2 separate regions of the Homo sapiens genome follow, and region 2 is linked to region 1. A link is a loop called in an ENCODE intact Hi-C map of the cell type or tissue named here. Cell type or tissue: PC-3. All regions are shown on one strand. Each heading gives the region's core, and the rest is flanking DNA. Links, peaks and the distances in the headings are about the cores only.

Region 1 (17,546 bases), core at 7,678-12,677:
AAAAAGAATCAGGAGCCCAAGGGCAGTGCTTTTAATGAAAGTGCAAAGGAAGAGAAGCTCTAAGAGGAAAATAAGCAAATTTCAAGAAAGATGAGAAAATAAATTTGTGGATGATTCACTTGCACTATGTTGAAATGGAAGATCTTAATCATAGTGAGTACCATGAATAGAAAACAACATGAAACTGTGTAAAAACATTAGAGATCACGAAGGGAAGGACACAACAGGGAAAGAAGTCAGAGAAATGAGTGAAAGGTTAATTCCAACAAGTGCTTTGCTGTATGGAAGAATTTAAATTCAGTAAAGCAAGAGCTTAAAGAAGAGATTAAAATATTAACAGATATCAGGTCTTAGATAAGAAAGAAACAGAACTTTAAAAAAATTAATGAAGTTGTAAGAAAGAGAATAGACTTGGCTAAAAACAAGTTAAGAGAGCTGGAATAGAAGGCTGAGGTAATCATGATGAACACAGCACACAGAACCCACTATGGTAAATGTATACCTGTGTAACAAACCTGCACATTCTGCACATGTATCACAAAACTTCCAGGCAAATTTAAAAAAAAGAAAATCTACTCTTAAGTAAACCCAACAAGTTTTCTGGCTGGCCTAATATTAAATTATCTGCATTTGCTTAATAAAAAAAAAAGAAAAAAATGCCTGTTTGAATAGAATATTGCGCTGAATCATTTGGTTCTCAAGTGCTATAGGCACTTGGAGGTATTACAATAAATTAGGAGGTCATCTATCATTTCCGTCTCCATTGGAGGACTGTGATGCCAATATCCAGGCTGTACTGCAAAATTCCAATATCGTGGAACACCTGGCTGTTCTCTAATTTGAGGAGAGAAGCCGATCACCTCTGCACAAACACATTCCATTTCCATAGACAATTCAGCAGCATAGATGGAAACGCTTCAGGACACATCCCAGGACTTGCACCATCAGCCAAGCTCTGCGTTCACCTCCCTGAAAAGCAATCATCCTGGTGTTCATTATCTAGAACTTTCTAAGAATGGACCATTTTATTTTAGAAAAGAATGGCAACAAGAGTTAAGATCAAGTTTTAACCAGTATTTAACATACCTTTCCCTCAACCTATTTAATACACCATGGGCTCACTACAGGAGTGTTGAAATTTCTGTATAAGAGTCACTGCTCTTGCGATAGTTTACTGAGAATGATGATTTCCAATTTCATCCATGTCCCTACAAAGGACATGAACTCATCATTTTTTATGGCTGCATAGTATTCCATGGTGTATATGAGCCACATTTTCTTAATCCAGTCTAACAAAAAACCAAACACCACATATTCTCACTCATAGGTGGGAATTGAACAATGAGAACACATGGACACAGAAAGGGGAACATCACACTCTGGGGACTGTTGTGGGGTGGGGGGAGGGGGGAGGGATAGCATTGGGAGATATACCTAATGCTAAATGACGAGTTAGTGGGTGCAGCACACCAGCATGGCACATGTATACATATGTAACTAACCTGCACATTGTGCACATGTACCCTAAAACTTAAAGTATAATAATAATAAAAAAATAAAAATAAAAATAAATAATAAATAATAAATTTCTAATAAATTAAAAAAAAAAGAGTCACTGCTTTGAAGAGTCAACACTGAAACGCCAGTTTTGGCATGTTCTGATGCAGTCGAAATTGTCTAAGTTGGTGTTTGAGGACCCCCACTGCCTGGGCCCTGTCTGCCTCTCCTGTGTCATCTCCTCCCAGTGCCCACATCAATCATCCTTCATGCTTGAGCAATGCCAATCTGCTTGTCTCGAATCTTCATGCACTCACTCATGCCTTTATCATTGCTTGGAATGCCTTTCTCATCTTTCTTTGCTGAAATACTCCTACTTGTTATCATCTATCTCTCCAGAAATCCTTCCTAGACTCTTCTGGCTAAGCAAAAGACCCCTAATTTTTGAACTCATAAGTCTCTGTTTATGGCACAAATTTTTTTTTTTTTTTGAGATGGAGTCTCACTCCAACCCAGGCTGGAGTGTGGTGGCACGATCTCTGCTCACTGCAGCCTCCGTCTCCCAGGTTCAAGTGATTCTCCTGCCTCAGCCTCCTGAGTACCTGGGATTATAGGCGCGTGCCACCATGTCTGGCTAATTTTTGTATTTTTAGTAGAGATGGGGTTTTACCAAGCTGGCCAGGCTGGTCTCAAACTCCTGACCTCGTGATCCACCTGCCTCGGCCTCCCAAAGAGCTGGGATTACAGGTGTGAGCCACCGCGCCTGGCCTATGGCACTATTTTTATCAGTCACCAGATGAGACTGATATTATGTGTGCATGTGGCAGTCTCTTAAACTGGATGAGAAGCTCCAAGAAGACCTTGTGGTCTATCTCTTATTGGCCTTCATCATCCAGGCCTTAACACAGGGGATAACTCTTCTTAGCGGCTCAAAATGCTTACTGAATTGAAATGGGAAACGCTTCCCTTCTCAAGACCACATTCTGTGCTCTCTTCCTCTCTCCTGCAGTCAGTGTGTGCTGGGCACACAGTGCCTGGACAGGTCACAGTTGCTGCTGGGACTGGTAAGGAGGGCAGGAATGAGATAGAAGCCAGGCCACCCAGGAAAATGTGAATCTGATGAGAACCCAGTCACAGCTGAAGTGCCCAAGCACTTCAGTTAATCAAGACATTATTGTATTGATGTGACTAAAATTCAACGAACCAAAAATGGTTTAGCCTTCCCCTATGTTGAGCTAATCTATTTCAGAATCTTCAAAAGAAAACCAAAAACCACATGGGTGATTCATTATCCACAGCAGAGAAGGAAAAATTCCAATGGAGCTTACTCTTCCCCTTATCACCGGGTAATGCTATGAATTTGCCCTTATTTATAGAAATGCTGAGTTTCTTTTCTCATGAGCTGTGAGACTAAGGATTGAAGAACACATTTTCTTTTACTTCCTGGGGAGGGTAAGGAATAGTCGACAAGGAAAGGAAAAGACATGCATTGACCCAAAGCAGGCTCAAAGCCAAATGGTGGAGGGCACACATAACAGACGTCCTAAACCTTGGATGGTGCTTACATGCTCAGCCACGAATAAGTCAGGAGTCTGAATCCACAAACAACTGGCCAGGTGAATAAGGATGCAATCAGGGCAAGCTAGAAATGCTAAGATGGCCTGGATCAAGCCATGTGCCCAGCAGGGTTTTTAGCTGAGAGGGGCCTCCTGTGAAACCTTATGGGATAGCTCCCAGGGGAACCTCTTCCTTTTCTTTACTTTTATCTTTAATTGAGAAATAATAATTGTATATATGTATAGGATATAATATGATGTTTTGACATGCATATTTATGTTGTGGAATGATTAAAGCAAGCTAATCAGCAAATTAATCAACTCACATACTTACCTTTCTTGTGGTAAAACATTTAAAATCTACTCTTTCAGTAATTTTGAAATTCACCTTGCATTACTTATTATATAGTCACCATTCTGTCCAATAGATGACTAAAGTTTATTGCTCCTGTCTAAATGAAAGACCTTGAAAAGCCAAAGCAATCTTGACCAAAAAGAACGAAATTGGTGGCTACCTGATTTCAAAATCTATGACAATTTTGTAGTAATCTAAACAGCATGGTACCAGCATAAAAACAGACACATTGACCAATGCAACAGGATAGAGATTCTAGAAATAAACCTATGCATTTAAAATTAATTGAATTTTGGCAAAGTCGCCAAGAACATACATTGAAGAAAGGACAGTGTCTTCAATAAATGATGCTAGAATAACTGAATAGCCACAAGCAGATGAATGAAATTGGACCCCTATCTAACATCATACACAAAAATTAACTGAAAATAGATCAAAGACTTTAATGTAACTTGAAACTGTAAATATACTAGAAGAAAACATAAGGGGAAAGTTCCACAACGTTGGTTCAGCAAAGGTTTCTTGGATATGAATTCAAAAGCACAGGCAACAAAAGCAGCAATAAATAAATAGGATTGCACCAAACTAAAAAGCTTTGCACAGCAGGAGAAACAATACATAGAGTGAAGAGACAACCCACAGACTGGGAGAAAATATTTGTAAATCATATATCTGATAAGGGGTTAAAATCCAAAATGTATAAAGAATTCAAACAATGCAATAGCAAGAAAATAACCCAACCAGGGGGACCTCCGTGTGAAGTGATATCGCAGTGCTCTTTTACCTTTTTCTTTCGATATGAGATTTTTCATGTTTTTTTAAAAATCACAGCAATATATGACTACAGTTTCATTGTAAAAATTAAAACATTTCAGAATTATTTTAAAAGTCAGTCAGTTTTCTCCTTCTTTTCTTCCTGGGAAATCACAGATAAGAATTTGCTAAATGTTCTTACAAAACATCCCAAATATTTCAGAACATGCATTTACATCTGTGTGTGTGTGTGTGTGTGTGTTGTGTGCACACACTTACAGGTCTAGTTTCTTTTCCTTTAAACATATAGATATGACATCATTCAGTCCATACTAAAATGCTATCTGACTTTTTCTACTTAGCACTATGTCTTGCAGATCTTAACATGCCATTGTATAATGTCTTGATCAAAATTTTTTAAATTGTTGCAGAATAGTTTACACAATATGGTGGTACCAAAATGCATAATTAATTTCCAAATTAATTAATTCCTCATTAATGCCCAAATCAATTTCCTTATTAATATTTGTTTTTCATTCAATTTTGGGTTATTTCAATAGTTAACTTTTTAATGCAGATATTTACTTACAGAAGTGCAAGTATATTGATGAGATAGACAGTTAAAAGTGAAATTGGTGGGTTAGAAAGTGGATTTATTTTATTTTATTTTATTTTATTTTTATTTTTTGAGATGGAGTCTGGCTCTGTCGCCCAGGCTGGAGTGCAATGGCGTGATCTTGCCTCACTGCAACTTCTGCCTCCTAGGTTCAAGTGATTCTCCTGCCTCAGCCTCCAGAGTAGCTGGGATTACAGGTGCCCACTGCCATACCTGGCTAATTTTTATATTTTTAGTAGAGATGGGGTTTTACCATGTTGGTCAGGCTGGTCTCAAACTCCTGACATCAAGGCATCCTGCCGCCTTAGCCTCCCAAAATGCCTGGATTACAGGCATTAGCCACTGCACCCGGCCCTGAAAGTGAGTATCTTTTAAATTTTTCAAGGTGCTTATAGAAAGCATGGATTCTCCATGTATTCCTGCCTGTTTCTCCACATCATCACCAGGAGATATTCTTTGTAATGTGAGGTCTGATTCTAGTGTTCAATCTGCCTTCCATGTTTCGAATGTCACCAATAAACCATGTGATGAATAACCCTCTTCTCCCACTAACTGTCACGCACCCTCTACATTGTCACTTAAATAGATTATCACTTTCTAGGCAGGTCTTTTCTGATCCCTTGAACTAGGTTTCATCTCTGTAGGCTGCACTGCAGCCTACATTTATTTGCAGTTATGTAGGGATTGAATAATTTTTTAATATTTCTCCTCTACCCTAGACTCTTAGTTTCACTCATTCATTCATTCTCATATTTGTTTTTTCATTCATTTCTTCAAAATACTGACTGACAAATTGAGTGCTGATGTAATGTAGAGGTTGGGAGACGGGACACTAAAAGAAACTTCTTTGGTTCAAAATCTAGCTTCACCCCTTATTAACTGCAAGTTATATTGCTTCTGTCCGCCTCTGTTAGTATTTTCCTCATAGGCTTGGGGTGATTATTAAATTGCAGCATGCACAAAAATCACTCAAAAGGGCAACTGACATACAGTAAGTGCTAAAAAAATTCTATGATGCCTTATTATGTGCCAGGTGCAGAGGATCTGGAGGAAGAATATAAACCAAGAACTTCAAAAAAAAAGTATACCAGCTATAAGAAAAATAAATGCGGTTGAGTGCGGTGGCTCACACCTGTAATCCCAGCACTTTGGGAGGCCGAGGCAGGCCGATCACCTGAGGTCGGGAGTTTGAGACCAGCCTGACTAACATGAAGAAACCCCATCTCTACTAAAAATACAAAATTAGCCGGGCGTGGTGGCGCATGCCTGTAATCCCAGCTACTCGGGAGGCTGAGGCCGGAGAATCGCTTGAACCCGGGAGGCGGAGGTTGCAGTGAGCCGAGATCGTGCAACTGCACTCTAGCCTGGGCAACAAGAGTGAAACTCTGTCTCAAAAAAAATGAAAAAAAAAAAAAAAGAGAAAAGAAAAAAAAAAAAGAAAAATAAATGCAGAGTATGGAGACTCCTTTATAGTGTAGCCAGGGAAGACTTCTCTGTAAAGGTGACCTGTGAGCTGATGCCAGAAGGATAGGGGAGGTGTGAGCTTGCTGAAGAGTTGTGAGAAGAACACTTTAGCTAAGGAAACACCAAGTGCAATTGTCCTAGGGTAAGAGCAAAGCCTATGTGAAGGGAGAATGGGGAGAAAGGGGAGAGATCAGGTCTGGGTCCTCTTCACCATGGTCCCCGGTGCTTAGTACAGGGCATAGCACTGTGTAGGTGCTCAGCAAGTTCTTAGAATAAATGATTGAGAAGTGGATGAAAGAATGAGTGGGGAAAGGAAGGGATGATCTGAATGGTTAAAGGCTTTCTTCTGCTCTCAGGCAGCATCTGTCTATTTTCATTCACTCTAGTCTTCTGGAGAATAAGCTGGTAGGCGTAGAGATGAGTGGACATTTTGATCCAGTGAGGGGTATTGAAGACCCCTCAAATCACATGTGGCACCTATGGTAAGGCTAATTTTTATATTTTTAGTAGAGATGGGGTTTTATCATATTGGCCAGGCTGGTCTTGAACTCCTGACCTCAAGTGATCTGCCCATCTAGGCCTCCCAAAGTGCTGGGATTACAGGGGTGAGCAACTGTGCCTGTCCTAGTTATGCATTTTAAATAATAAAGCGCAGCTTTGTGAAGAACCACAGGTATTGCTGTGTACTAGATTTCATAAAAATGTGTTTTCTTTTTCTTCTCAAATTATGTTGGGGTTTATATATTAAGTCTCAACAAAAGCAAAACAGGATCCTCATGTAGCCCAAGAGCTGAAGCCTACAACATGCATGCTGGAGGCTGCCTTGGTCATGGTTATGGAATGGGGTGGGACAGCGGTGGGCAGGGCAGGGCAGGGCTGTCATCCAATAAAAGAAGGGATCCTTATGGACCATGTGCCCAGAAAAGGTGACAATGGACATTCCAACCACCAAATTTAGTGAAATCATTTGCCCTGAACCAAGCTTAGAAGAGTCAGAGTCCAATCACCAGGCTTTTGCTTGTCACGTCAGGATGGCCAGAGGTTTCCACTCAATGTTATGTGTCCACCCGTGCACGAAGATAAGTGGCCATGTGCCCATAAACACACTCACTTCACAACGTCCTCACAGCCTGACCTCAGGTTCCATGTGATGGCCAAAGACAACAGAATAGGAATATTTAATACCCACAGAAAAAAGGAAGTAAGGTCCAAGTGAGCAGAAACAAGTCCCCAAGGCTGGTGAGATGAGATTAAACAAACATTATTAATATTGGATTAGCATTTTAGCTTTTCCAAACTGTTTTCAACCATGTACTATATTATTTATTATCATGTCCAGCCTCAAAGGAGACAAATAGCTTACTAGTAGCATAAGATCCTAGGTTAACATCCCTGGTTTTTCCTACTAGTCAATGTTGATGTTCTAATCACAAATTACAGTGCATTGGAACAACCAATCTTCAGAGCCACTTTAGTTTTCTAGGTAGTTTTATGGAAAAATTATATAATATATATATTTCTATGTTTCAGTTTATAAGAAAATCCAATTTTATAAAAATATATTCCTTTCTTCATTAGTGTATTCAAAAAATAGTTTTTGAAACAATTGCATGCCAGGGCAAAGATTAAAAAACAACCTGTTTTTGATATTTACAAAGCCTGAGTTAGTGGGCTGAAAATTCAAGAGGCTTTCATTGCTTTCCTGTTCACACTTATCAGCCTTTACAGTCTTTCTACCCTGTGGCTGGCTTTATGGAGAAGTCCTCAAAAGAAAACCCATCCCCTGGGGCTGGATCTGTCTGTGTTTCTCATGAAATCTCTAACACTAGGGTTGTCTTGTTCATGAGACTTTCCAAATTTGATGGTAAGGTTGCCATGGCAACTAGTGTAAATGGACAACTCTCGTGTCATCAGCAGTTGCCTGGAACACGTTTCTGACTTGGGACTGCCTCTGCCTCCCTGCAGCCATTGCCTTAGTAGGGCTTTGCAAGAACTTGGGTCTATACTCTAACCTCAATACAGGTCATATCTGAAGCCCCTGACATATTGCAATTTCAGGACACAGTCCACGTGTGGCTGGTGTCTTCCAGCATCTTTACAACAGCTATTTATCAGCATCACCATAGGATGTGTCAATGGAATGGGAGGCGTGTATGATGGTAGAATTATCATCTTCATGGAGGGGCGAAACAAAAAAGTTTTCTAGACTCATAGGACCCTGAAGAAGCAGAGACGAATATCAGTGAGGCTCATGTTTTCTTAGGCATTACCTTTTATAAGATGGACTGCTCTAATAACACTACAGACAAGTGTTCTTCCCAAAAGGTGGTAGGGAGTGGAGGAAGGGGCATGGACAATCATTCACTTCACAATTATTTATTGAGTACCTGTGATGGGCCACAGTTCTAGATGTTGGAATATAAGGCGCTGGAGTCAGATGGTCTCCAGTTAGTATCTTGCTAACTGTGTGTGAACAAGAATGCTTTTTATAACTTGCTTAGTGCATTTCTGATGGAGGGAGAGAAAAGGTGTCCTAGAGTCTGTCTTGCATGGTGTCTTATACACAGGAGGTGCTCAACAAACATTACCAATGCCAAGGATGACAGTAGGGAACAGCAGATGGAGGTACAAAAAGCAATGGGTTTTAAACCAGGAGGCTTCAGGACCCCAGGCAAGTTACTTTTGCCTCTCCAAACTTGCTTCATTTTATAAAATGGGAATGGTAATGTCTCCCTTGCACGGTTATTGTGAGAATTCAGTAAGATGATGTCCATGAAAGGGGTTAGTGTAGAATGGGGTGTAGGAGGGGAGGGTGGAGGAGCAGCAGGGGCCGGATCATGCAGGCCATGTTGGGCATGCTTGCTATTTTGGACTTTCTCCTAAAAGCACTAGGGAGCTTTTAGGAGCTCCTAGAGGGTTCCAAGTGACAGAGGGAAGGGAGCTTTGTCTTTCTGGAAGTACCCTCTGGCTATAGCCTGGAACTGGGGAGGACAGCCAGCAGGCTTTTGCCGTAATGCAAATGAGTCATGATCATGACCTCTGTAAAGAAAGCGTGGCTGGAAATGGAGAGCGGTGGGCACAGTCAAGCGACTGGAATGTAGGATTTGCAGAAGGCAGTGTCTGCTACTTATGGATGGGAGATGTGGGGCCGGCTCTTCAAATGCCGAGGAGTCAAGAGACACTCTGATTTCTGGCTTATGCGACTAGGTAGGAAATGGTGCCTCCAAACTGAGATGATGAATGACAGGAGGAGGAATGTGTCTGTGGGACAAGACAGCTCAAGAGTTGAGCTTTGGACACAGAGTGTGAGGGGCCTGTGGTCAACCCAAGCAGGGTGTCTAGGCACTCACACCCAGCTAATACCTGAGTGTTTTGGTCAGGGGCACATGTGTGAGTGAGACAGATCTGGACCCACTAGAGTTTCTATTCTAGTGTGGGAGACATGTAGCTAACATGTGGTCAGCAAGTGAATAGGATAAAGAGGTTCTAGTGCTTGACAGGACCTAGTGTGGGTGGGTGGGTGCTGGCATAACTTTATACAGGATGGTCAGGGAAGGCCTCTTTTGGGAGGCAGCATTTAAAATCAGACTGAAGGACGAAAGACCTTGGGCAAGCCACATCATCCTCTGGAGCCTCAGTTTCAACATCTTTAGATGGGGACAACAGTGCTTTTCTTACAGATCAAAGGCTACTGTACATCAAAGCAACTTGAAGCTATATAAATGGGAGGAGTTGTTCTTGGATAACACCTCCTTGGAGGCTTGGAAAGGTTTGGGCTCTGTCCTGGCATCTCTGTTGGCATCCAGAAGGAGAGGGTGTGCTTACTGCCCAGAAGTTTTCTTAGAATCAGGGGTCCTGTCCTCATGCTTAGATTCTTGGCCCCCTAAACTCCTCCAGGACTCAAGGGTAGAGGGAGGGCCTAGACTGCACTGTGCTTTGTGGCCACAAGAGGGCTCACGGCTCATAGACTTTGCATCCAATAAATCTTCCAGGTTGGCTCTTGACAGTTTCATTGAATGGGGCCCCATCCTGCAATGTTGGAGATTGCTATTTAATTATGCACGATCATTGGACAATTATGAGCACTTCTATAATAGCTCAACATTAATTTTAGCATCTTAATTTTATAAATGTTTAAATGTGTTGCTCATGCAGAGCTATTCAAATGCAGATGATTAAATCAAATTACTGCGTTTATAATTTTCTAGAGGTTTTTCCTTGGAAATTAAATCTCATCATTAAAAGTTTCCCTTTGTTGTCACCCTTGGTCAGCCGCTTGGTTCTTAGTCACAGTGCTAATTGTGCTCTCTCCGTAATGTGCACATTCTGCCTTGGTTTCAGCTGCCAGATTCTTTAAGCACTCAGTATGTTCATAGCATCCTGCTTAGTGACTCATTGTCTGACCTTCCAGTGACAAATTGGAAATAAGCAAAAAGATGAACCTGCAACATAGGAGAGCTTTGGGAGCTTGGCAAAGTGGATCACTGCCATAGTGTTTACACCGTGATCTTCAGGTCATCACAAGTGTAGACAAGGAAATTTGGATGCAGGTCCAACCCTCGCTCAGATGAAAAAGAAAGTATTACAGTCTCGGGGACTTCTTCTGTGGATATGAGATCAGCAGACAGGCATGAATTTCCCCTACTCTCCAGCACCTTCCCCTATTACAGTTCCTCCGCGTGTCACTCAAAGAGCAATGTGCTCACAGGGGTCACGAGGCAGAGGTGTTTGCAGCCTGCTGACTCCAGGAGCATTTGGTCATCCTTGTCGACCACTGCTCATCTATCACTTATAATAAGAACCTTGTCATCTGGATGACATTGGACCTCAAGGTTTTGGAGTCTTTCTGAGTGAAGGAGAATTTGTCACAAGGCTGATGACAACTCCCAAGGAAAAAGTCTTTAAAGCTAAAATATCTAATGAGACGGAAGGCATGTTGGTTCCCTTCTCTCTTGGACACCTTTCTAGCTGTTTGTGTACTATGGCATGCAGGCTAGCTGGTCATCAGGATCTCAGCTAAACTTGCACAGGAGCATCTTTGTTCAAGCTGCCATGGATGCTGTGGGTTCTGGAGGAGAAGGGATAGGATAATTAATCTTGTGTTGTGTGACTCTTGATGGCAGAAAGGATTCTGCCAGAGATTCTAGAAGCTCAATGGGACATGGACCCTGGCTCAATCTGATGCCCCACCTGGGGGTGTGGCATACCAATGAGGGTATACTGAGCAGTCACTCAAAGCCATGGTAGCAGAATCAGGGACAGGTCACAGTTAAGTGCACAGGGATAGTGTCCTAACTGAACTGTTTTTTGGGTGTGACCATGATGCAATTTCTGCTGCTTTGATCTCACTTGTTCTTGCCTGCTTTTGCTTTTTAAGTCTGGTTCTTTTTCTTTTCTATCACTGATAGAAATCCATCCAAAAAACTGCTTGTCTACTTAAGGTAGTTAGATCTGGCTTCTCTTCCTTACAACCAAGACTCCTGATGTAGCTCTTGCTATAGCAGCTCATCTTCTTCAGGTCTCAATTTTTTTTCCCCCTTTGTAATTGAGTTTTCTTTTTCTGCACCTGCCTCAAGCCTCAGGGCAGCTCCATCCTCTTTATCTCATGCAAACAATCTCCTGAACCTGAAACCATAACATTTTCTCAACATTTGAGGAACTTTCCTGACTAATTCCTGACTCTTTCTGGATATCTGTTCATCCTCAGGCCTCTGTACCTTTGTAGTATTGTTGGTCTTTCTTCCTACAAGGACATTGCTTAAAAGGGTGGATTTTCAAGTCAGAGTGCCTGGGTTCAACTCCAGGCTCTGCTGTTTGCTTCTGTATGACTTAGGACCCGATTCTTAATTTCTTCATGCCTCAAATTCCTCATCTGAAAAAGGGGCATCATAATAATATGTAGTTCATGAAGTCGTGATAAGGGTTAAATTCATGAAGCTACGTGAAGTGCTGAGGACAATGCTTGACACATAGTGAGTACTCAATAACAATAGCTATTTTTATTAATGCCTTGTTGACTTGTTATGTGGATTAATTAAGATTCCTGGCACATATTAGGTACTCAGTTGTTGTTCATTTTTGTCTCATCTTCTATCAGATGGACTCTTTCTCATCTTTCACATCTTCTCAAGTCACCTCTGTGCCAGGTGTCCTGATCTTACCTGCCTTTGGTTGACTTAGCCCAAAGGAGCAAGTAGGAGTAAGATTAAAGATATGTGATCTGGGGGTAGAATTTCAGGTGAGAGAGAGAAAAAAATCTGCCTATCAACTTGGGCTCCCCTGGGATGATGGCATTTCTATTTGGATAGCCCTCTGATTACATTTTAATGGAGAAAATCAATTAGCAGGTCCTTGTTGTGCTACTATTGTAGGATCAAACCCCAGTCCTCAGAGTGCACCACTTGTTTTCTGGATTTTGTTTGTTTCTTTTATTTCTTCAGGCTTCTTTTTCTTTTTTCTTTTTCCTCTCCTTTGGTTTTAGTAAAGCTTGGATTACAAAACTCCAGCCTGCATGGGGGAACATTAAGGAAACGAGAGTTACACATTTTAAAGGCAGGGCATGGGGGCTGCAAGAGGTGAGGGGCCTTGGAGAGGGGGTGGGGTGGAAGAAGAGCTGAGATCTGCCTAGGAGTGGTCCACCCTTCTTACTCTTCCCTGCCCCTATCCTGCCTGTTCTCCTTGCCACCCCGTTTCCCTCCCCAACTCTTTCTCTTCCTATCTTTCCTTAGTTGAGAAGAATCTGGCTGGAAATACCTAGTGAAAGGACCATTTCTGCATTCTAGGGATCTTCAGAGAGAGGAATGTAGATGTTTCTAGTTAGTAGTAGGCTAGTGGGAGGAAGAGTTTGAGTAGGCAGTCACATATTTTGAACAAGATGGATTCAGTCTACAATCCTTGCCTAGTTACCCTCTGAGCTGCCGAGCTGGAATACCTCTTCCTGTCTTAGAATTCTCATCTGTGACTCACTGACAATCTTTTTCCGTTTTTTGTTTTTTTTTGAGACAGAGTCTTGTTCTGTCACCCAGGCTGGAGTGCAGTGGTGTGATCTCGGCTCACTGCAACTCCACCTCCTGAGTTCAAGTGATTCTACTGCCTCAGCCTCCCAAGTAGCTGGGATTGCAGGTGTGACCCACCAGGCCCAGCTAATTTTTGTATTTTTTTTAGTAGAGATGGAGTTTCATCATATTGGCCAGGCTGGTCTTGAACTCCTGACCCCCAGCGATCCACCCGCCTCAGCCTCCCGAAGTGCTGCGATTACAGGCATGAGCCACCATGCTTGGCCTCCTTTTCCTTTTAAAATACTTCTCATCAAGTGCTGTTGCACCAATAATGATGGTAAGAGTAATGATACCAGTGACAAACATATCTTGAGTGTTTGTCATATACTATGCACTGTTCAGCCTTTGCATGCATTATTAATTTACTGGGTAACACCCTATATATCAGGTCTTATCGTTCCTATTTTGCAGAAAAGGAAACTGAGATTTACAGAGGTTAAATGACTTGCCGAAGGTCACATAAGCAGTAAATTGTAGAGGCAGGATTTGATTCCATATAAGCTCTTAAAAATCTAACTCATGACAAGAAATTTCCATGAAATTTTTACTATGGTTGTGTACTAGGTTTGCCTATTTTTTAAAGACCAGATTTTTTGAACTTGAAGGTCTTTATTCAAACACAGATTGCTGGGCCCTATTTCACAGTTTCTAATTTAGTAGGCCTAGGGTGGCTCAGAGAATATGGATTTCTAAAGAGTTCTTGGGTGATGCCCATCCTACTGGTCCAGAGACCTCAAGTTAAGAACCACCATCCTAGATCCCTATTAACTGCTGATCGTGTGTTGATTGGAAATATTCAACCATAAAGGCTTGGTTAATTTAGACCCAACTTATAGGGATTTTCTAATCACGTGACTAGGGCTAAGACAGTTTGTGCAAAAAAAGATAAGATCTTTCCAACAAAGCATCAGCACACAGGGTTATCAAGAAGAGGTTGAAACTATGAGAAAACAAACTGCCCTCTGACACTTATGGCACAAAAGTGATAATTTATCAGCACATTTTCTCCCTAACAGGTACCATAAATTGTGCTCTGTTGTGGTGTTAAATAACATTGACCCACAAAATAAGAAAGTTACTCACTTTGCAGTTCTCTTTCAGTTCCAATTATGTCAATGAGAAGGCATCAGTTTTGTGCTATTTCCTTTAATGCCTCTAAAAACACTCCTTAATCTCCCCTTCAACAAACAGAAAGTAAGACTCAGGATAGGCAACAGTAACCAGAATTTAATACATTGTTTGTTTTTATTGATATGCTTTATTTTGCCATTAACTTATATATACCCCATATAAACAGCTTGACACAAATTAGGAAGACAGACTGCCTTGGCTCTGCCATTTACCAGCTGTGCAACTGTGGGCAAAGTTCTCAACCTCTCTGTGTTTCAGTTGCCTCACTTAAAAAATGAAGATAAAAACAACCTCTGCTTCAATATTGTTATAAAGATTAAAAGAGTTAATATTTATAAGACCCCTAGAAGACTGTCTGGAATATAGAAAGTACTACATAAGTACTTGTAAATAAATACAAGTACATGTATTTTTATATAAGTAAATAATTCACTGAAGTATGAAAAATACTGTCTTAAAAGCAATGAAAGAGCAGAGATGGTGTTCTGGCAATCTGAGGCTGTCCTTGCCCCACCCCAGCCCATTCAGACATTGCAAATCCATGAAGGCAAGTTTCTGATTCAGCTGTCAGAAGTCACTGGCCACAGCCCTCCAGGTAGCCACAAGCAATGGTTAAAAGTTACTTAAGACCAAGATCTGTTTACAGTTTACAGACACTGGTTTGGCTACCCAGGGCATCTGGGGCAGGGGCTGTGGTTGAGTGAGGGATGGACCTTGATGGCTCCAGGCAGGGCAACCCCCACAGTGGTGAGACCCATCAGAGAGTACCACTGAGGTTCCAGCACCAGATTGGCTATCATCCAATGGCCGATTGTCTTCATGACCATGACCAGATTGTCTTCATCCACTCAGTGTCCTTAGGGGAACAGTGATCCGCTCTCCCCTTCAAAGCCAACCAATGTTGAGTCTAAGGATATGGGAAGGATATTGGAAATGAGGATATTGGGGTCATGAGGGAGAATGGATGCGGCATCCATGATGGGGACGGGGGGGCTATGCAGTCAGACAGGCACTGAGCCCCATGTCTCTGCTCCTCACAAGCCAGCCTTTGATTCAAGACTCAAAAATGAACTTAGTTTTCTCCATGAGCTTGCCTCAGTCAGGCCTTCCCGTAGTTACTGGGGACCTTATTTAATAAAAAGCAGACCCAGGCCTGCATTCCCAGAGATTCTGATTCAGCAGGATGTCTGCATTTTTATTAAGCACATTAGTGATTCTGATGCTGATAGTTCACGGGATACACTTTCGGGAATCCTGCTTCCGTTTCTTTTTAAAGGAGAATGTTCCTTTGTTTTTACTGCTTTAGTATCATCTGTGTAACTCTTTGCTGCAGCAACAGTCTCTTTTGACAGGAAGAAAGTGAAAAATGCTGCCAGATCGAGATGAGTGATGGTGTTGCAAAGAAGGATGAATTTATAATACAGAGAGCTTCAAAGACATTAAGTCACTTTCCCTGTTTGATCTTTTTCATTCTTTGCACATTATGAAAAATTATATAAATTGTTCTTAAGTTATGAGCATAATATTATATGTGCCTAAAATCTTTGGCTAAAATGAATCAGAACTTTTAGTTTTCTATATTAAAAAAAGAACCCAATATGAGTTTCTTTGCCAGATTCTTTAAAATAGGAAGCCTAGAGTATTATGCTATTATAAACTGGTCTTTTAAAAAAATTTTTTTCTCCCAACTTCTTACATCCAGTGGAATGTCTACTCCATGGGGCTTCTGACATAGAATAGTCAGTTGCCAAGAAATAACGCGTTGTCAGCCAGAGAAAACGAGAAGGTGAAAAATGCAAGCGGGAAAGCAGGGTATGATTACAATAGTCAACAATGTGAGCTCTGAGGGTTGCTGTGGATCATTGCTGTGCTTGGAGCCTTGGTCAATGTAAAGACATCAAGATGGGAAATCCCTCCAGTAGGGATTTTTTTGTATTGTGGTGATACATATAAAATAACATTTATCATTTTAACAATTTCTAAATGTACAGTTTTATGGGAGTAATCACATCCGTAGTGTGTAACTTTCCACCATCCATCTCCCAGTCTGAAACTCCAGACCCATTAAACACTAACTCCTCATTCTCCCATCTCCTCTCCCCTGGTAGCCATCATTCTACTCCCTGTGTCTATGAATTTGACTAGTCTAGGTACCTCATATATATGGAATCATGCAATACTTATCCTTTTGTGATTTGGCTTCTTTCACTTACCATAATGTCTTCAAAGTTCGCCCACGTTGCTGCATATGTCAGGATTTCCTTCCTTTTTAAGGTTGATTGATATTTCATTGTATGTGTGTGTGTGTGTGTGTGTGTGTATGTATATATATATATATGTGTGTGTGTGTGTGTGTGTATATATATATACATAAAACTTCTTTCTCACCTCCCCCTTCCCAGTCTGTTCTGATATTCTAGAGCTGGCAAGTGGCTGTTGGGTTGCTTGAGTGACACTCAGCAGGAGACGAGCTGAGCGAATGGTTAAACTCCCAGAATCACTGGCTAAGCTCTTAACATTTCTGGAATTTTCTCATGTAGTTCATTGATTTATAAGTCCTCACATGGACTCTTACAAGTAGAAGTTTAACACATCCTGTAGGTGATTTTTTTTTCAAATTTCAGTTGATTGAGACCTAAAAATTCCATTGGATGATTTGAAACCACAGAAGAGGATGATTCTGTTGATGCTGATGGGATTGGAGAGGGTAATATTATTGTCAGCTTCAGGCTTTTGCATTAAATGTTGCTCCCTGTGTGTTCCAATTGCTTTGTTTCCAGTGAGTAATCTTAGGGTCGGCTAAACCAAGGTAGAGTGGAAGAGACCTCCTGGTGAATCCTGTTTGATGTTCAAGTAAGAGGCATAGGGTGCAGGCTTATCATTTGACCGATTTATAATGCTATGGATATGAGAGTCACTAGGTAGTGATGACCTGCACCCTAGAGGCAGGGCTTGTTATTGAGCAATTCATAGAAATTCCACCCCTGCCCCATGCCACTTAATCTGTAGGAACAAGAAGTCAGATGAGAACGGTAGTATTGTATACATCCCATTTTCAAGGCTGTGTCTCAAAGGAATCATTGTTGATCTGCTCCCTTTGAAGGGTGGGCTTGCAA
Region 2 (5,000 bases), core at 1-5,000, 85 kb after region 1:
TAGAAATTAGTCAGTAGAGGGCTTATTCAGTGCTGGGGTTCTCAGAGAACAGAAGGATATTCAGCTACACATACTGATTCATACCCTCTATTCTAATGAAATAAGTTCAACCTTTTATTTCATTAATAGCAGTTGATAAATTTCATTCATTTGGTCACACGATTTAGTACAATTCCATAATAACATAAGGAAAGCAGTAGATACATTTATAATACCTATAACACAAAGATGAAAAATATTTTGTCACCCCATAAAAAAGATTTGTTCTCCTGGGTTTTAAGAATTTAATATAAGGCATTATATTATTTTGGTCTTTTAAAACCTTCAGATGTTAGTAGAAGAATTGGTAATAGAACATCCATTTTCACTGATGTATAAAATGGCTTGATTTTCTTTGAAAGCTCACATTTTTTCATTTACTACATAAAAAAATTCTTGGGGTCTCCTTTAATTTTGGTTGGAATGTTTTAATCTAAAGATGAACTTTCTTTCTTACCAAGGTGTTTTTTAAAGGTAGCTGGCATTGACTTGGATTTTCTTTTATTGGATAATGAATGCTTCTAGAGTCATCTGTGTGCAATTTAGAGGAGCCAATTCGGCAAATGTAACAAGAAAATTAACAGAATGATGGCTAGGGGATTAAGTGCAGAGTAAATGGTAATAATGTCACTGGAAGCCTCCTAACTTGCACTTTCGCTGTCTGTGGCACCATTAGCTCAGGTGATGTCTGTCACTCTGAAAGTTGGGTGTAGTTGGAACTGTTTGATTCCAAGAGCTTGTTTCCCTTGACAACCCAGTGTTCCTGTTGACCAGAGAGACTGGCTGAGAATTCTTTTCAGATGCACTCAAAAGTCTTGCTTAACATTTCTGGGATATGCCCAAGGCCTTTATGGAAGGCTGTTTCCTCATTCAAAAGAGGTACCGGTTTCCTGCTGAGTGTGAGAGGTTTATCAGAATATTTTTTAAAACCTACTTTTTGTGTAGGACAACTTAATCGGTATTAGTTGTTGCTCTTTGGTATACTTTTTGTTGTCTATAGTAGTTGTGTCTTTGTACATTCAGGGGACATTTTCAGGGAGCCTGCTGTGGGTAAAGAAAACCATAGGGGCTATAGGGGATGAGAAGTCCAATGAGACTTGGGAGGTACCCTCAGGGACCTTCCAGGATCCCTGGTACATTAGGATGGTACTCTAATACAAAATGGAATCTGAAAAGGGCCAGAGGAGAGGCTCAGGTAAACTTCTAGGGAAGTTCTTCATCATCATCATCATTATCATCATCATCATCATCATCATCATTATCATCATCATCATCAACAACAGTAAACATTTCTTGAATTCAGGGGCTGTGCTTATCACTTTATAAAGAACATCTCAGTTAATCTTCAGAATCCTTTGAGGTCAGCACTTTTGTTAATCTCATGTCAGTGGAGAAAACAAAACTGAGGAAATTATACAGCTTGTCCGAGATTATACAACTGTCAGTGGCTGAACCAGGATCTGAGCACTGGCTGTGAGTGCAAACTCTCACTTGGAGGCACTCCGCTGTGATGCTTCCTTGGTGATTGGTTAGGTGGAGAGGCGTGTAAAGGCAGAGAAATGGAGAGTGAGCCTGTGTGGGTCCTGTCAATAGGAGTTTGTTTGGAGTATCTATGCGTAAGGGCTAAGAAAGGGGGCAGGGATAGAGCTAGACTGGGGGTAGCTTTAGATTGGTTAATTACAAGCTAATTCAGTGGATGGTTATGAAACACTTGCCATGAGGAAAGATGAATAAGATATGGTTTCTAGTCTAGGGAGGGGCACAGACATGAACACAAGGTGAACAGTTCAGCATCACTAAAAAGCCTTGAGGAATAGGTAAGACTCAGTAAGAAGTTTAAGGAATGATAGGTTTTGCAAATTTTTTCCTTGGCTTCCAAAAGAAATCCACCCAAGGCCTATTCTTTGCCCTCTTCTCTTTTTGCTTCGACCGTGATATGTCCAGAAGATACATTCTCATAGACTATTACTGATAGATACTGTGTTGATTTGATACCAGGGTTTTCTATTCTGGGATAGGATGCTTCTAAGGAAGGCAGAAATAAAGTCATTTTGGGGAGGAAGAAGGAAGAAAAAGAGACAAGGCTGGATCATGATAGACAATTTAATTTTTAGGCTCTTTTTAAGAGTCTTAGACAGCTCTTTTATCTGTGATGGGATGTAATTGTTTACCCAGAGCAGGGCCTTTTCCAAGTGTCTGAGTGTCTTAAAGTTGTCTTTATAATCACCCTGCAGCACACCTTTCTGTCAAAAGCCAGAAATGAAGGCACTTTGGGCCCATTGTTTTGTTTTGTCTGTTGTGAATAAACCCCAGTGACAAGCTCCTCTCTGGCTAACACCCTCGCATCGAGGCTGCTCTGGCTTCGATCCCTTCTGGTTGTTAGAAGTCCTTGGCATCCTCATGCCCTCCCCCATCAAACACACTGCTTCACATTTTGTGGTTTCCCAGAAGCGCCCCGGCAGTGTGGTGCATGGTGCCTTACATCAGCAGGTGGGGATGACTCACTTTCTGGGTGCAGCACTGGCCAGGGATTGACGCCCCTTCCTGTGTTGATTCATGGGTGGATGCTCCATAACTTAGTTTGTCGTTTAGGGTATGGTCAGGGTGCCTGGGAGAGTTAGGCTCCCTCTTCTCTCCCCAACCTCCTCCTGCTACTCAAAGGTGCACACTACTTAGATCTAAGGGTGCAGGTGGGCTTGAATTGAAAATGCATCAATCCTATGTGTCTGGTGACAAGATCTTGATACCCTTTTAACAGTCTTTTCTAGAAAATAATGAAATACTAGTCAACAACCAGCATTTGCCGGATGCTAGCTCTCTGTTGGATCCTGTTGGTGGGCAGTTGGTTTGGGCTCCACAGTGGCCTACAAGGGGTCAACTCCCAGCTTTGCCATTCACTAGCTATGCAAATTTGGAAGATCACCTCCCCTCTTAGCACCTTACTTTCTTTATCTGTGAAAGGTGTCTTTAAGAACATGTCCCATCAAGCTCTAGAGAGCATCAGATGGGGGTGACAGACCTTTGGCACTTCACTTAGTGTGTGGCACCTAATCAGCATTCCATAACTATTAGTGAATTGAAATCCTGCCAATAATACTTGCCATGGATATTATTATCGTCATACCCATTTATAGATAAGGAAACTGAGAATCAAAGAGGTTACATGATTTGCTCAAGGACAAAGAATGGATAAGTGTCAGGAGCTAGGGCTGAACTCACCTCTCCTCAATCTGAGTCCATTCCGCACATTTTTTTTTGTACAGAGCTCTGGCTTCCCAGCCTGTGGAATACATACAAAACTAGCCACATTCCAGATCCTGCTTAATGATACATACACTATCTCTTTATGTGGGCACTGTGCAGTACAATTAGTAACTTTAAAGATGGTGTTCAATATATAATCTCTGCCAGCCTCAGTTTCCCCATCTGTAAACTAAAGCTTTTGGGCTAAGGGAATCACCGAGATTCAGGACTCCAACCCAGGAGCATGGCAACCCAGTCTGGGAGTCTTGGTCCTACTAGCTGTGTGCATTTGTGTGTTCACTCATCTCTCTGAGTTTTAGTTTGGTTATTTGTACAATGGGAATAATATTTTCCATAGCAGAATAGTTAGAAGATTGGAAAGTGTGAGGAAAGTCCATAACACGTAGTAGGTGCTTAAGATATGACAGCTGTCACTGAAATTTCTATGACTTATCTATGACCTGGAAACAAGCCTCCTTACCTTTCTTTTTTAACTTGGAAAAAAAGCATGCACTATGTTTTATTTAATGTTTACTTTCTAGGGTAGGAACTGCTCTAACATTGTGGTCAAAAGTGCAGAGCCTAATTTAGATGGTCTGGGTGCAACTCCTCATTTTACCACTTGATTAGTTGTGTGACTTCCAGCAGGTTGCTGAACCTCTCTGTGCTTTATTTTCCTATGCATTAAGTAAGAAGCCTTTTCCATGTAGGATTGCTGTGAGAAGTGAATGAGTTAATTTGCATGGGGTGCCTAGAATAGACTATAGTCCTTAGTAAGTTCTCAGTACACGTTAGCCTTTGTTATTGTAACCTAGGTATGTACATTCAGCAGCCCCATACTCATAACAAGTGAGCAGAACTCAAGTCCAAGAAGGGTTCAATATGTTCTCTGAATCCTGCAGCAGTGTTCGGCTGGAATTCTTTGTTTTCTCTCAGGTCTCAGTTAATAAGCTCTGACCACTCCCCATCTTCCTACCCTGGGCTCATCCTAGGATTTCCTAGGATTTGATTCTTTTAAAATTAGCCATGGAAACATTAACAGAAGAGAAAACAATACCAAGGGAGACTTTGCTTGCTCATGTTTTTCCTCCACCTCTGCCCATGTGTGGAGGTACAAGGGAGCATCCCCACCTTACGTCCCTCTGTACATCTTCATCTGCTCCCCTGGCTCGGGCAGCAGAACTGCAGCTACCAATGGCCTTTGTCGAAAGAGTGGAATGCTTATGCACTGGTTTCAATTCAGTCTGCTTTGCTGAGTGAAAGTGAGGTGGTGGGGTGCTTACTCGCCTCATTCCTCCTTTACCCAGTTCAGAGGTGTTTTGCCCTAGGAGGAAGTCGTTTTCCTAATGTGTTGGCTTCTGAAGTTCACCTCTTAATTCCAACTTTCATTTAAAAATGTTTGTGTACAAGGGGGTGAATGATACATGTAACTATGTCTCTATCCATCCTGATTCACGGACTGTGCTGCCCAAGGATATGGCAGATACATTTCCAGGAGAAGAATGAGACACTAGGGCCCATTGCTTTTAGGATGAGAGGAGGAAACAAGCCACATCTTGCAATCACACAGACACCTCTGCTGCAGCAACTCTGGGGTGGGAACCATGGCATTTTGAAGGCTGCATTCCCTTGCCTGGGAAGCCCTTGATATGGGGAGCCTTGGGCCCTCCTAGGTGCTTAGCATTGGCTCAAGAGCAGTTGATAGTGGTCCTAGAAAA

Evidence for each region. Peaks named below come from ENCODE experiments on the same cell type or tissue, not always from the same donor. Only the 100,000 strongest peaks of a DNase experiment are listed, where the experiment ranks them.
Region 2: a loop joins it to region 1, with 4 times the contacts of the local background. A loop is called at or near these places in 2 of 110 quality-filtered maps.

Annotation. Positions count from the first base shown.
Region 1 is chr10:120,413,348-120,430,893 of GRCh38, forward strand. No RefSeq gene overlaps it. Among named protein-coding and RNA genes, the nearest start is that of PLPP4, 35 kb to the right of the region's middle. In PC-3, for the core only: a CTCF peak has its summit at 10,183 (motif pointing right); DNase peaks (open chromatin) are centred at 9,314, 10,194 and 10,624; H3K27ac peaks cover 1,885 bases.
Region 2 is chr10:120,506,090-120,511,089 of GRCh38, forward strand. All of the region lies in intron 2 of PLPP4 (phospholipid phosphatase 4), which reads left to right. Among named protein-coding and RNA genes, the nearest start is that of PLPP4, 51 kb to the left of the region's middle. In PC-3, for the core only: no CTCF peak of the experiment used is centred there; a DNase peak (open chromatin) is centred at 2,502; H3K27ac peaks cover 2,416 bases.